Linked DNA regions of Homo sapiens: region 1 is linked to region 2. The links are chromatin loops, found by intact Hi-C in ENCODE. Cell type or tissue: ascending aorta. All regions are shown on one strand.

Region 1 (8,000 bases), 300 kb after region 2:
AGGCATGAGGGGAGAAGACCTCTTCTCTACCTTGTCCCAGGTCTTCCAGGATTGGTGTCTCCTTTGAGAAGCAGGACTGCTTTTATAAGTAAGAAAAATATTGGTTCTTCATTTTCAAAATAACGTCTCAGCTACGTGTCCAAGTGTGTCACATTGCAACAACTGCCCAGCTGTGGGGCTGGTCTTGGGGAGCAGAGGGGACTGAGGGGCCTGCCTCATTACGAGCTGCACAGGAGGGCTGAGCTTGCATTAGCAGCTTCTCCCTCCAGTGCAGGAGAACGCATTAAGATTTACGGTTCATCTGAAAGTAGCTTAGAAAGAAACCATATGCTCTTATCATCTCTTGCAGAAGTTGCAGACAAGTTATTTAAAAATCTCGTTTTCTTAAACTGTCTTTATTGCAAAGAAAAGAGCCTCTGGGATCCACTTCAAGTAGTCATTGTGGAGGGTACAGCAAGCCAGCCCTGGGCTAAGCATTTACCCCACTAATTCACCACCACAGCAAGGTGGAGATCCTTGAGTTTTTGCCTGTGTTTCACAAATGAGGAATCCGAGGAGCAGAGACCTGAAGTGACCTGTCCAGGACACAAGAGTGAACCCGGGGACAAAGCCAACCCGCTCTGCTGGGGCTAGTGCCTTTCCACACTCCTCTGTTTCTATATTTAAACCGAGTGAAAGGAGACATGGAAAATACATTAGCCCATTTGGAGGTGAATTTGATACACTCTCATTTGTCATAGAGGGTAGAAAAAGATGGAAAAGAGAAACGGGCTGGTGGGGAGGAGGGAAGAGCAGAGACCAGGGCCTCAGCCCAACCTCCATCCGCTTCCCACTTTCTCTCCCTGTCCCTTTCCTGGAGGCCTTGCTTGCTCCTCACAAAGCTGTCATTCTTATGCCTTGCATGAATTTGGGTATTTTAACTTGTCTATTAAAAATATAAATCTGGCCCCATATATATGCTTAATTAATATTATCATGTATCCCCTTCAAAATACTCTGTGGCCAAAGTTTGTGCCCTTTTATGCAGGATCGGGAATGGATTCCCTAATAAATGTCTTGCATTTTTCCCATCACAAAATGTAGTTAAATTAGCGTCTCTTCATCCTAATTTTATTTCTCCATTTGGACAAAGCATCTTCACTTCCAACAGCTGAGCTTTTCAAAGATATTTATTTCTGTGTAGAATTAAAAAAAATTGAATATTACCATTTCTGAAAATAAGTAACTCAAAACTTTCCTTTAAAATTATTGCAAAAGTTTCATAAATTCAGTTAGATATATGCTTAGGGAAAATACAGAGTTTGAAGGAATTTTTAAAAGACCACATATTCTATAATTCTGTTTATATGAAAGTTTTAGAACAGGCAAACCCATGGAGACATCGAGTAGATTGGTGGTGGCCAGGGACTGGTGGAGGGAGGTGGCAGGCAAGAGAATGGCTGCTGACGGGTATGGGGTTCCTTTCAGAGTAAAAATGTTCTAAAATTACCTTGTGGTTGTGGTTGCACAGCACTGAGACTATACTAACTGGCATGTACGGTTTATTAATTATATTTCAACAAAGCTATTAAAATATTCAGTTTCCAAAAATATATCAGTGCATGTAATTGCAATATGTTTAGATCTACCGGAATTTAATGAAATCTAGTAAGTAATGTCTAGTTAATACACTTCCATGGGGATTTGCATTTTATATGTGTTTAAGTTACTCTTCTGAATTTTTTTTTTTCCAGTTCTTATCAATGCTTCACAAGGTTGGAATTCCAGCTGTTAAACTTACTATAGGCCAGGTGCAGTGGCTCACGCCTGTAATACCAGCACTTTGGGAGGCCAAGGCGGTCAGATCACTTGAGGCCAGGAGTTTGAGACAAGCTTGAGCAACATGGCAAAACCCTATCTACACTAAAAATACGAAAAAATAATTAGCTAGGTGTGCTGGCATGTGCTTGTAGTCCCAGCTACTTGGGAGGCTGAGGCAGGAGAACCACTTGAACCCAGGAAGTAGAGGCTGTAGTGAGCTGAGATCACGCCAGTGCACTCCAGCCTGGGCAACAGGAATGAAACCCTGTTTGAAGAAAACAAAACAAACAAAATCCAAAAAACTTACTATGTAGCCTTGGGCAAAGTGACTTTTCAAAGCCTTGTATTCTTTATTCTCAAATAATACAACCAGCACCTCCCCCATTACACACATACACCGGTGTACACACACACACAGACACACACAACCAGCACATAATTCTTTTTTGCAAAGACTTCTTAGAAAGATAAAAAAGAGATAAGTACTAGTTTTTCATACATATGTATGCTATGAGAACCAGTCAATAAAATAAAACAACAAATAATATACATTGTAGCTTCTTAAGAATCTTCAGCTTTTAAAGTCCCAAGTCTTTCCAGGGCTCCCAGAGCCCCAGTGACTCCTCACCAACAGAGATGGGATCCCGGAAGAGCCGGGATCATGATTGGAGGGAGAAAGATACGGAGACCCCAGTCTGTGCCAGAAGAATTTCCTGAATTAACGTTTTTATCAGGATGAAGTGTGGATTATCAAGTTTGTTAGAATAAATGGTAGGTTTCGGTGATTCTTTTAAGATGAAAATTGATTAGGATTGGGTAAAGCCTGTGGTGTGATCTTGTAAGGTTTGTGGACAGAAGACAAGAGTTTCGAAGTGAGCCTTCACAAGAACATTGCTACTTGGTAAATGAACTTTTTGCTCAGATTAGCAACATGTTGTCCTGATAGAGAGAAGTTTGCACAGATAAACAAACTGTCTTGATAAACTGAGTTATAGGAATGCCTTGAAACAAATATTAGAGTTTCATGCAAAATGTCACTTCATGTTTGAGTAAAATTACACAGAAAACCAACGTATATGTCACAAGACACTGATACCAAGAGTCTGGCTATCGCACAGAGACAGTGAGACCAAGCCTAGGAGTGATTCTGATTGTCAGAATGAGCCCCATTGTGAGAATATCAAACCAGAAATTAGACTCATGACAAGAAGCCACTAGGGATGAGCTAGTGGCTCATAATAGTAGGGGGAGGAACATTATAGACACCATTGCTGAGAGGCAGCAGGTGCCTGTTAACAGAAAAGAACCATACGTAGGCAACATGCCAAGAAAATGCCCAGGAAAACAGGGAAGGAAAGCCCCCAGATTCGAGGATGACACTCTAGAGCCAGTCATCTGGCACACTTGCAGTGGGTATTGGCGGAAACTTCACTTCTCACAATTTTCTCTTTCTTTTGAAATAAGTTGTCTTCATCTGCGTAATTTGGGTTCTCCAGAACATCATCTGCTCTGGTACATTCCTGACTATCTTTGCTGTAAATGTTTCTGACGGGACAGGGGACCAGGTGTTGTACCTGGGTGACATAACTCTCAGGTTAATTGTGGACTAGTGGCCAAAAGCAAAGTATGGTCTTCCTTCCATGTGAATCTAGGGCATGTTTTTTCTTTTCATCTTTTCTTATAAGACAACATTTCCAGGTCTTAGGTCTAGTGGAAGCTGCTTCGGAGCCATGGAGAAAAGGCAGCCTGCGCTGATTGACCATGAGCCTAAGTACACTGCATGAACCTTTGGAAGTACCTCTTCTATGTCTGCCTGAAGTAAGATAAAGTTGAAATTTTGGGGTAAATACTTTGCATAATGGCGAACCTGTGATAGTTTCACATGGTGAGAGTTTATAGGGCTCTCAGGGAGTGTGGACTCATGAGACTAGTGTGACATCTTTACCAGGGAAGCTACGCCAGATGCTTTGGATGGCTTTAGCTCTGTGGTGCCACTGGATGCCTCAAGGTTCTGAGCAGGCAGAAGGCTTCTTTCAGAGCTCTTCAGTGACAACTCCAGCAAAACTAGAACAATGAATTCATTCTTTACATTGGGAGCCAGCATAATTATGCTTATTTATATGTTTGCTTTCTCTACCATACAGTCCATAAATCTCCAACCAGTAAAACTCCAAGTAAATTCTGAGAAAAATTAAACAATGACCAGGACACAGTCAAAACTCATTATACAGTGTAGTCATATGAAATTCAAAAAGGGGCCCAGGTTCTGTGTGTAGAGGCTCGGGCTCCTGTGCTTTTTCCATTTTTCAGTTTTATCGGTGTCATGCTGTTGACCTGTAGACGTGCTCCAGGGTTGTGTTCAGCAAGTGTGGCAGTGTCCTCACTGGTATTGATTGAGTGCAGTGGCTGAGCCTTCTTTGCTGTCTGGGTAAATTATGTAAAATCATGTGCAAGCTTCTATTGGAGGTCCTCTGGCACCACCAAGTGGCTGGCCTGACAGCTCCCAGCCTGCCCGGCTGAGTTCCCCACCAGATTCACACTTCTCTTCTCTGATTCTGGAGCAACATTTCTGAGTTGTGTCATCATTTGTAATCAGTTAGATTCATTTGTCACAGTCATCCTTCTAGTTTGAGATTTCCTCAAATCCTAGTTGAGTTTTTATTTACTTTGCATACGATAAATTTGACTTTTTAGCTTTTCCATGTCTTTCCACAACACAGAAATGCAGTCAAAAATCTTCCACCCACTACCACACAGAACAGTTCCATCACTCATCAACCCATCCCCAAACCCTTAGAAGCCCTGCCCCCTTTTCCGTTCCTACATTTTTGCCTCCTCCAGGATGTTATATAAGTGGAACATGTAATATGCAGCCTTTGGGTGCTGCCTTTTTCACTTACCAAAATGCAGTTAAGATTCATCTACATCCTGTGAGTCGGTTACTCACTCCTTTCACTGTTGAGTAGCCTTACGTCGTGTGAACACACCACAGTCTGTTTCTCCACTCGTGTTGAAGGACAACTTGGTTGTTTCCAGTTTGAGGTGTTATGAATAAAACTGTTATAGACATCTGCAAATTGTTTTTTGTGTGAACACAGTTTTCCATTCACTTAGATAAACATCTAGGACAGGACTTTGTGGGCCATGAGATGATTGTATGTTTATCTTTATAAGAAATGGGCAATCTGTGATCCAGGGGGTGTGGACGTCCAAGTAGAATACTACTTTTGTATTCCCACCAGCAATGGGAATTCTTGTGGTTTCACATGCCTATCGACATTTGGTGTTGTCAATTTTATTTTAAGCTTTAACTTTAGTAGTACTTGAGGGTAATAGGGAGAGAGAGAAAAAATTCTGGATATAAGTACTTTATCAAATATGAAATTTGCAAGTAATAGCTCCAAGTCTGTGGCTTGCTTTTTTACCATATTTACAGGTCGTTTGCAAAGCAAACACTTTAAATTTTGTTAAAGTCAAATTTTAAAAATTCTTCTTTCATTGAGCATGCTTTTGGTACTGTATCTTAAAACTCACCACCAAAACCAAAGCCATGCAGCTTTTCTGTTATGTTTTTTTTCTAGAAGTTGTATGGTTTTGCATTTTACATTCAAATCTATAATCCACTATGAATTAATGTTTGTATATGGAAAAGGTATATATTGGTCCTATTTGGGACATTTGCATATCAAATGTTCCAACACAATTAACTGAAAGGATTCTCTTTCTTTCCTAACATGACTTGTACCTATGCCAAAAGTCACTTGTCAATATATGTCTGAGTCAATTTCTCTATTCTTACTTTTGTTCCATTGATTGCCTATCCCAGTGCCAATGCCACATTTTATTGTTTACTGTCACGTTATAGTGTCTTAAAATCAAGTTATGTGAGTACTTTACTTTTGTTGTTTTGTTCATTTTCCAGAATTTTGTTTTGTTTTTCTTGCAGAATTTTTGTGATTATTATAGTTTCTTTGCCTTTCTACATGAATTTTGATTCAGCTTGTTGTTATTTACAAAGTAGACTTGCTGGAATTTTATTGAGATTGCATTGCTCAAATCAGGGAAAATGGGAGAATGGACATCTTTGAAATATTAAGCCTCAAATCCATGAAACTGCATATTTCTTCATTTACTTAGATATTTCTTCCTTCTTTCATCAGTGTTTTGTAGTTTTCAGCATACAGACGCTGCACCTATTTTGTTATATTTATACCTAATGCTTCATTTATTTTAGTACGATTTAGTGCCTTTTAAATAGTATTGTGTATATTTGAGGTTTACAACATGATGCTATGAAATATAGATGGTAAAATGGTTACAGTGGTGAAACAGATTAACATATCTATTATCTCACATATTTTTTGTGACAAAGGCAGCTAAAATCTACTTATTTAACAAAAATCCTTAACATGGTATAATTTTATGAAGTTTGGCCCTCACGTTGTGCATCCAGTCTCCGGAACTGTTGTCCCACCTACCTTCTATGATATTTTGATCCCTTTGACCTACATCCCCCCATGTCCTCTTGCAACCCCCACCCATGGAAACACTGTTACACACTCTGTCTCTGTGTGTTTGAGGGTTTTTAAAAAAATATCTCACATATAAGTGAGATCATTCAATTGTTTTCTTTCTGTGTCTGGGTTATTTCACATAGAATCATGTCCTCCAGGCCCAGCCATGTTGTGCAAATGACATTTTTTTTAAAATTCAAATTCCAAATGTTCATTATTACAGGTAGAAACATTTTTAATTTTCATGTAAGTTGTTTCCTTTTGGGCATAGAGATGTTTGTAATATTACTGATTTTAGGTGTTTCCTGATTTCTATTACAAGCACTTAGTACTCTACATTTCCCTCAAAGCACTGCTTAGCTGCATCCTGATAATTTTGATATATTGTATTTTAATTTTTGATTCAAAATATTTTTAGTTTAGTGTAAGACTTCAGTTTTGACCCATCATTCATTTAGAAGTGTGTTGTTTATTTGCCATATATTCAGAGATTTTCCAGATATATTTTTGTTTATTTTCAGTTAATTTCATTATGGTTTCAGAACATACTTTGCTTGTTTTCTACTCTTTTTTCATGTTTAAGGTTTAGTCTATGGCACAGACTATCAGCTATCTTGGGAAATATTTCAATTTAAAGATATACTTTGCTGCTGTCTGGAGGAATTTTCTATAAATGCCAATAATAATTAGTTAATAGCATTTATGGAATAAAAATAGGACATAAGATTAGTGATCTTCTGTTTGGCAAAGTTTTCTTAAAGAGGACACAAGAAATTATACATTATAAATTTAAAAAAATGAAAATTATAATCTTTTATTCTTCAAAAGACATCATTAAAATTATTTAATAGACTGAAAGGAAGTATTTGCAAAATAAATATCTGAAAAAGAGCTTTTGTTCTGAATATATAAATAATTTATAACACAATGGTAAGAAAACAAACAACTCAGTACATTTGTGGACTGAGTTGGACAAATATTTTAATGGATATTTCAACAACAACAACAACAAGAAGAAAAGATGCACAAATGGCAAATCAGCAACGGAAAAGATGCTCAACAGTACTAGTCTTTAGGGAAAAGGAGGTTAAAACCATAAGAGCAATACCATTGCACTCGTGTGAGAATATCTAATATTTAAAAGTATGACCATAGCAAACGCTGGTGAGGATGCAGAGCAATTTCAACTCTTATACACTTCGGCTGAGAATGTAAACCGTTTTGGAAAACAGTGTGGTCAATTTATAAAACATTAAACATTCACCTACCATATGACTCAGATATTCTACTCCTAGAATTAATACATTTGAGACCCAAATTTTTGGATACAAATGCTCATATCATTTTTTATTTTTAATATAAAAATAATATATTAAATAATATATTAAATATATATATTAAATAATATAGAAAATAATATAAATGTCTATTAGCAGGTAAATGGGTAGATAAATTGTGCTGTGCTCATGCAACGGGCAACGACTCAGCCATAAAAAGGAACAAACTACTGGGGGACGCAATGAGTGGACGATGCACCCAAAATTGTCAGGTGAAATTAAAGCAGCCAGGTTAAAAGTAAGAAAGAGCATGCACTGCAAGACTCCATTTACATGAAATTCTGGAAAATGAAAACCATTTTACAGTGGCAGAAATCAAACTGACAGTTGCCTCAGGACAGGAACAGAG
Region 2 (8,000 bases):
AGAGTTAGAAGCTGGGCCTGAGGATGGGACTGAATTGCTGTACTCTCATGATAAAACTTGAATGGATCAGGAGTTATTTCTTAAGGATGAGCAAAGAAAATGATTTTTTCAGATGAAATGTACTCCCAGTGAAGATGTTGTGAAATGCTTCACTCCTGGGGAAGATGTTGAGATGACAACAAATAATTTAGACTATTACATAAGCTAAGTTGAAAAAACAGCAGCAGCATTTCAGAGAATGGACATCAATTTTGAAACAAGTTATTGTGTGAGTAAACTGCTATCAAAAACCATGATATGCTACAGAGAAACGTTTTATAAAAGAGTCCATAGATGCAGCAAACTTCATTGTGGTCTTACTCTAAGAACCTGCTACAGACACTCCAACCATCAGCAACCACCACCCTGATCAGTCAGCAGCCACCAGCATTGAGGCAAGACTCTCCACCAGCGAAAAGATGACGGCTCATTGAAGGCTCAAATGACGGTTAGTAGTTTTGAGCAATGAAATGTTTTAGAATTAAGATATGCACATTGTTCTCTTAGACATAATGCTATTGCACCCTTAATAGACAATAGTGGAGTGTAAACATCCCTTTTATATGCACTGGGAAAGCACAAATCCATGCAACTCACTTTATTGCAGAGGTGTGGAACCGAGCCTGCGGTATCTCCAAGGTGTGCCTGTATTAGTTCCCTGGGCCCGCTATGATGAAGTATCACAAACAACACACATGTATTGTCCCATGGTTCTGGAGTCCAGCAGTTTTAAATGCAGTGTGTGGCAGGGCTGCACGTCCTCGGAATGTTCTGGCAGAGGCCCCTTCCCTGTCTCCCACAGTTCTGGTGTTTCTGGCAGCCCTTGGTGACCTTGGCTAGTGGTTGCATCACTGTGGTCTCTGCCTCTTTCATCAAGCGGAGCTCGCCCTGTGTCTCCGTCTTCATATTCTTTATTCTTATTAGAACACTAGCCATTAGATTTGGAGCCTGTCCTACATCAGTTCGACGACATCTACACTTGATTTCATCCACAAGCACTGTGGTATTTCCAGTAAGCTCATTCACAGGTTTGGGGTGGATGTGAACTTGGGGGGACATGATTCCACCTGCTGCGTGTCTGTCCCTCATCCTCCCGCGCACACATGTGATGATGCTTCCCTCAGCATCGCTGGCTTTCCTGACGAAGCCTCTGACTGCTTTTTGTTTCATCCTCACATCTCCCTTCCTCCTCACCCCCAGGGGGCCCAGGGAAGATGCTGACCAGGGGCTGTCCCCTCTACTCCCCCTCTGGTCCCCTGCACAGTGGGCCCATGAAGTCCCGCCTCACCCTGCCAGGAAACTCTCTGTGACTTCCATCGTCTATGAAGCCCATTCCATGCACCTGGCCTGGGTGCCGCACCAGGAGCCTGCTGTTCTTTGCACCATGAACACCTACCCACTCTCTCTGCCTGAAATACTTTCTCAACTGGGGACACCCCATTCACGGGCCATGTTCCAATCGGCTTACCTTCTGTCTCCTCTAAACAGACTTCCCTGATTCTGGGCTGCCAGATTTTACAGAAGGAGGCCCATCTTCTCTGTACCTGCCCATCGGCACGTGGAGTCATGAATACATACCTTCCTGCTCCCCAGTGAGTGTCACGGTCTTCACCGCATGCTCCTGAAGTGCTGAGCAGCTGAGCTGCCTGTCTTCAGCTTTAATCAGGAAACACGCATTCTGTGGACTGAGGAACAGGAGAGGCCGTGGCACGCAGAGTAGGGGATGCCGCCCTCCATGTTCTGGCCCCAGGAAAAACTAACCTGGAGGCAGAAAAACTCAAACTGATGAATGGATAATTATCCACTGAAAATTCTTTAAGGGGAACTGGTTTATACTTTTTTTGAATTTGAGATAACATCAATCTATTTAAACTACTTTTTAATTCAAATGATGACTTTGTCCCTAATAGCTTAAAAAGCAAAATAACGTACCTTAAACATGACACATACACTCTTGGAGGCTTTTGTCTGTGCATGTGTCGGAAACTGATGTTTGCCAAGTGATAAATAAACAGGTGCCATTAGGAAAAACAGAGGTTTTCACAAATGAAAGCTCCTTCCCTCTCCCACACCCGCTCGCATATCCTCCCTGAAGACAGAGGCCAGAAAGTGAGGCTTGCTCTTCATGGTGCCTGCCGACCTCTGCAGCGCTGGACCCCTGTGGGGGAATGCCAGGAGGCTTAAGAGACACTCCCCTGCCACAGACACAGTAAGGGTTGTGTCCACAGAAATTCGCTTTAATGTTCTCTAACTAGGACTTGACGGATCCATGGCCAGGCTGACAACTCCACACAAACGTGAAGGAACCTGACAGGCAGGTGCCGACATGAAGCAGGTGCAGGTGGCTCCGGGCAAAGCAGCAGCTCCCCAGTCACCATCCACCCCACCTGGGGAAGTAGCACCTCCCCCATCCAAGGTCCACCCCAACCCAGGAGAAGCAGCAGCTCCCCTGTCTGCCATTAACCCTGACCTGGGAGAAACAACACATCCCCAGCCACCTTGCACACTGACCTGGGAGAAACAGCCTCTCCACCATCCACCTTTCACACTGGCCTGGGAGAAGTGGCACCTCCCCCATCCACTGTCCAGCCCAACTTGGGAGAAGCAGCCCCTCCCCCATGTACCATCAACCCCCACCTTAGAGCAGCAGCTTCCCCTTTCCACTGTATACCCTGACCTGGGAGAAGCAGCCCCTCCGCATCCATCGTCCACCCTGACCTCTGAGAAGCGGTGCCCCCCACCCCCATGCAGAGTGCACCCTGATTGCGGGTGATGCCTGAGGTGTGGGAGGGGCGGGGGTTAGCTGCTGCCACTGCTTCTCGTTCTCTCGAGTCCTTGCTCTGTGCCTGCACGTCAGGTTGTTCCTGTGATGGGGCCACGTGCAAGTGTGCACCAAGGGGACTTGGCCGGGTACTGTACGTCCACTGGGACACACCCTTCTACGGGTATTGCACGTCCACTGGGAGACGTCCTTCTAGGGGATCCTCACTGAGCAAATGAAGCAGAATTTGGGTAAAAATGAATTTTCCCAAAGCTGCAGTACAGCTTTTCAGTCCTCTAACTGCCTGAGATAAATGTTGGCAACTTCCTTTTATATTAAATTTCATTTTTGTCACATAATACACTTGATTATTGACCATAATAACTTTATTAATATACAGACTGATTATTGATACTCACCGATGTATTTCATGTGTTATTGAGAGTCACTCATTTGGTTTAGAAAGACCAATATCACATTGAGTAATTCGAAACATATTTAAGGCATAGAACTTGCATTTTTTTCTCTTAAGCAAAATGAGGAGTTCTAGCCAATCTTGCTAGTGTTATTTATAGCATCTTATTTCCTGAGAGAAGACAGGAAAAGTGAGTCCCTGCCTTCCCTCTCTCCGTCTGGCTCCTCCCAGGCCTGTCTGGCAGGGGCCGGGGTGCAGGAGGAGGAGACGGCATCCAGTACAGAGGGGCTGGACTTGGACCCCTGCAGCAGGTACTCGGAGCAAATGGTGAGATCAGAAGGGGGATGATGTCATTCCTTCGAAGGAATGAATTAAACGTGCTTCCTCGTGTGTCTGATTGACAGCCCTGCACAGGAGAAGCGGCATATAAAGCCGCGCTGCCCGGGAGCCGCTCGGCCACGTCCACCGGAGCATCCTGCACTGCAGGGCCGGTCTCTCGCTCCAGCAGAGCCTGCGCCTTTCTGACTCGGTCCGGAACACTGAAACCAGTCATCACTGCATCTTTTTGGCAAACCAGGTACGATTATTTCTTAAACTCAATCAATTATTTAATGGTGCTCTAATTTTAAGAAATTAGAGTTCTCGAACTCTAAGAAGCGGAGAAGAAAAAGGAGCAATTTCGATTCTTAACTTAAGGTGGGTGGTGTATCTATTAACACTAAATGGCAAGTGTTTCTTCACGTGGTGTTTCTACTGCCCGCTTGAAGAGCAAGGCACGTGGCCGCTCCTCAGCTTTTCCTCCGTGGCTGTGCTTTCACCAGCCGGGCACCCCTTCCTCTCTGAGGGTTGTGGCTGCTGCTATTTCAATGTATATACCTGCCTGGGAACCCGGGTAAACGCTTTATGTTTTCAGTTTCCGAAGAAGAAGATTCCACATGAGAGTTTGTTATTGAGGAGAGAATTAGAAACAACTCCCGGAATATCTGAAAAGTAACTGGAGATTAGAGAGAGACTCTGATTGTTAACATCATTATTAGTAGATTAGAGAGAGACTCTGATCGTTAACATTATTAGTAGATTAAAGAGAGACTCTGATTGTTAACATTATTAGTAGATTAAAGAGAGACTCTGATTGTTAACATTATTAGCAGCTGAAAAGTGGTTTTGAACATAACTAGAGAGTATTTGTGGTAAGTCTATGGAAAATCCTGTGACTGCCGGGACACACAGCGACTTTTAACAGTCTTGGGGCAGTTTGCATATGAAAAGCGAGCTGGCAGGTTGCCTGGCTACCACTTAAGGAAGGTGGGTTTGGCTGCCCAGGACTGGGAGCTGAGCACCCAGGAGTCTGGTGTTTAATCAGACTGCTGTTGGTGGTGGACGGCCGGTAAACAATTAGCTCTCTGCAAAGCTATCTTTTACTTTGATTGTTCATACGAAAAGAGTTTTAAAAGACCTTTGCAAATTCAAACTACATTCTGCTGCAGACAGGCACCGAAATCTTTCTTTTGGAAAAACACAAGCATAAACGTGGATGTGTGGCGTGCAGAGGCTGGGGCAGGGGTGAGCGGCACTGGCTCATCCGTGGCTCCATCCATGCATGCCCGGTGTCCCTGGATGGGCTGAGGCCAGGTAGCCTGGCTGCTCATCCTTCCTGTGGGATGGAGCCTCACTGTCCTTTGACAATCCGCAGCAGGGGATGCTTTGTTAGCCTCCTGCTCTTGTAAGAATCTACCTCAAGGCAGAGACAGTAGGATCTGGTTTCGTCAAAGGAGTTTGATTTAGTTTTTCTAACCTGTCCTTATGAAGCTGGGCATCCAGAACTTTCGCATTTACCATCCTGTTCTTGGCTGGCCTCTGCAGGGCCAGCCCCACACAGCTGTCCTTAGGGGACTGCGACGTACCCGGCAGTGTGGGCTGATGAGGTGGGGAGGTGGGAAGAGCCTGCCAAGGCTGTACCTGAGCTGTGTATTCTAACACCGTTCTGTGGTGCTTACTGCATGCAGGTACTGTTCTAAGCTCATGGCCAAGTGTTCGCTCCTGTCATTAAACCCTCTTAAGAGCTCCATAGAAAGGCCCTATCAGCACCACCATTATTACTGCAGCTGCCTCGGGCAGTTAGAGTAGAAAGCGCCCCAGACCCAGAGGCACATTCTGCTCCGGTAACCCATGCCTGTGGCTCGCTGGGCTAAGTCAGCCCCTGGTGAAGTTTCATTTGCCGAATTCATCTCTCATGACAACCCGATGAGGTGGGCATTTTACATGACGCTACGTTTCATTCTACGGATGAGGAAACTGAGACAGAGAAGTTAAGTAAGTTTCCCTAGGTTGCACAGCTGGTGCTCAGCATTGCTCAGCCTGGTGCTGACTCCGGCCGCAGGCCGTGCTGCTTCCGGAGCCAGGACAGATGAAACAATCACCAAGGACCCCTGGGGCGGCACTGGGGGGAGCAGATGGTTTGGGGGGGGGGTCCCAGCAGCAGATGGGTGGGGGGTCTGCAGGTGCTGCCAAGCATTTCTCTTCTTCTGAGGAATGTTTCTCTATTCCTGGAAGGTGAGGATTTCCAGGTTACCAAATGTTGTTTCTGGAGAGGGAGAGTCCTTGGATTAACAATGAGAAGTTAACGGCCTTTGATATTCTAAATATGGGAAGAATTGGGGTCTCAGTCTTCCCTTCAACCTAGAGCAGGGTGTGACCAATTGCTGGAAGGGACCTGGGGAGCCCTGGGACCCTCAGGCTCATGCTCGCCCGGAAGAGGAGAAGCTGAGATCCACAGGGTTAATCGCCCAGCCGGGCTTTGGACCACATCTCCTGACTTCGGGGCCAGCCTCCACTGAGCTGTGCCAACTTAAAATCCCCAAGAATGGAAAAACAGGCCTGCAGGAAAATAAAGAGGCAGGGTCAAAATGATGGCTAAGTCAAGTGTTCTGTTGTTTTGTAAGTATAATTCACCAAATTAAGTTTATTTGTAACTTTTTTTTACAGTTGATATTCATTCTATTTAATTAGGTTATGCATAACTGTTTTTTGCTGGATATTTACACAAAATGCGTTCACAGATTATTTTTGTCAGGCTGGATATTTTTCTAAATTCAAACTTTCTACATCTAAGTCCTGTCTACGAGTCGTATGAACAGAATTACTCCAGGCAAGCGCTGAACTTGCCCATCTTCCATTTGCTCATCTGTAAAATGAGGACAATTAGAGCAGCACATACCTCCCAGGCTATTATGAAGATGAAATAATAGGAATATTTAGAACGTGATGTGCAGTGCTTGCCGGCAAATGCTAGCTCAACAAATCTTATAGTTAGAAGAATCCTGCTTGAAGAGTAAATTTCCTCCTTCGCTCTCAGTTTGCCACAAATCCAGTTGGTGCTGAGTTTTATATGCAAACTGTTATTCAATGGTCATGTGAGTCACTGGGCCAGTCTCGCTCACAGGCAGGGTTGCAGCTGTGGACTCATCACTAACAAGGGTTTCCTGTATTCCCAGGAGCTCAGCTGCAGGAGGCAGGATGGTCTGGAGGCTGGTCCTGCTGGCTCTGTGGGTGTGGCCCAGCACGCAAGGTGAGTGTCCTCAGAGCCTGTGGTCTCTCTCTGGCTTGTGAGATATGGCTTAGCTGCAAGGGGAGAGATGACAAAATAAAGTGTGTGGTTGGACAATCTTACCCGTGAGGACCTTCTAGCTCCTTTATAAATCAAATAGTAACTTACTTCTGAGCCAATATGACATGAGATAATTTATCTTTGGAAAATTCAGGTGTTAGAGAAAAATGCAATTCCACCTAGAGTTGCACAGTTTATCCTTTTTTCTATAGAGGATGTTCACAACACTGCAAGTATTTGGTGTTTGTTGAATTCTTTTTGCTCCACTTTCTTCCTCCTTTAAATATTTTCCCATGTGTTTACTTTTCTACAGTATGATTTTTAATGACCACATAATATTTCATCACAGATAAAGCCTGATCTTTTTCAATCAATTCCCACTTAGATTGGTTTATTTTCATTAGCATAAATGATGACACAAAAAATATTGACGTGGATAAATCTTAAGTAGCATTTGTGATTATATCCTTTGGATAGGTTACAAAATTAGAATTGCTGAATCAAAGCTTTTAATTCTTGCCAAGTAACTCTATGGAAAGTGGTCCATTGCCCACTTCTGTCAGCAACCCTGTGTATTATCCTGTTCTAATTTGCTAAATATTAGATGAAAAGGAAGGCTTTGGCTAAACTTTCTGTTCAGTGTATTACTTTTTTTTTTTTTTCTGGGACGGAGTCCTGCTCTGTCACCCAGGCTGGAGTGCAGTGGCGTGATCTGGGCTCACTGCAAGCTCTGCCTCCCGGGTTCACGCCATTCTCCTGCCTCAGCCTCCCGAGTAGCTGGGACTACAAGCGCCCACAACCATGCCTGGCTAATTTTTTGTATTTTTAGTAGAGACGGGGTTTCACCACGTTAGCCATGATGGTCTCCGTCTCCTGACCTCATGATCCACCCACCTCGGCCTCCCAAAGTGCTGGGATTACAGGTGTGAGCCACCGCGCCTGGCTTTGAATTATTTAAACTATTATGATTTTCGTGAGATCTGATCACTTTTCTTGCCAATAGCTTAGGTGGTGACTTAAAACCATTTGTTTCTGTACTTGATACTGACCACTCTTTCAGATCCTTACCCACAGGGTGCATTAAGAGTTGGAGAATACATTTTTACAAAATAACAACCTGCTGACATAACTGGTTTTAGGCAGTTGATCTCAACAAGAAAGCAACATACGATTTAGCC

What was found. Peaks named below come from ENCODE experiments on the same cell type or tissue, not always from the same donor. Only the 100,000 strongest peaks of a DNase experiment are listed, where the experiment ranks them.
Region 1: it touches region 2 in a loop (4-fold over the local background); 4 of 110 quality-filtered maps call a loop at or near these places.

Annotation. Positions count from the first base shown.
Region 1 is chr6:168,953,358-168,961,357 of GRCh38, reverse strand. LOC105378146 (a long non-coding RNA gene) reads left to right here. Exons shown (of 4, transcript NR_136250.1): 2 at 3,499-3,618. Among named protein-coding and RNA genes, the nearest start is that of LINC01615, 210 kb to the left of the region's middle. In ascending aorta, a CTCF peak has its summit at 4,296 (motif pointing left); a DNase peak (open chromatin) is centred at 4,277; H3K27ac peaks cover 658 bases.
Region 2 is chr6:169,249,516-169,257,515 of GRCh38, reverse strand. THBS2 (thrombospondin 2) reads left to right here and starts at 3,670. Exons shown (of 22, transcript NM_003247.5): 1 at 3,670-3,792; 2 at 6,710-6,783. The coding sequence starts at 6,732. RefSeq lists enhancers at 4,084-4,595, 4,596-5,108, 5,621-6,134. In ascending aorta, no CTCF peak of the experiment used is centred here; DNase peaks (open chromatin) are centred at 3,565, 6,015 and 6,665; H3K4me3 peaks cover 5,259 bases; H3K27ac peaks cover 5,924 bases.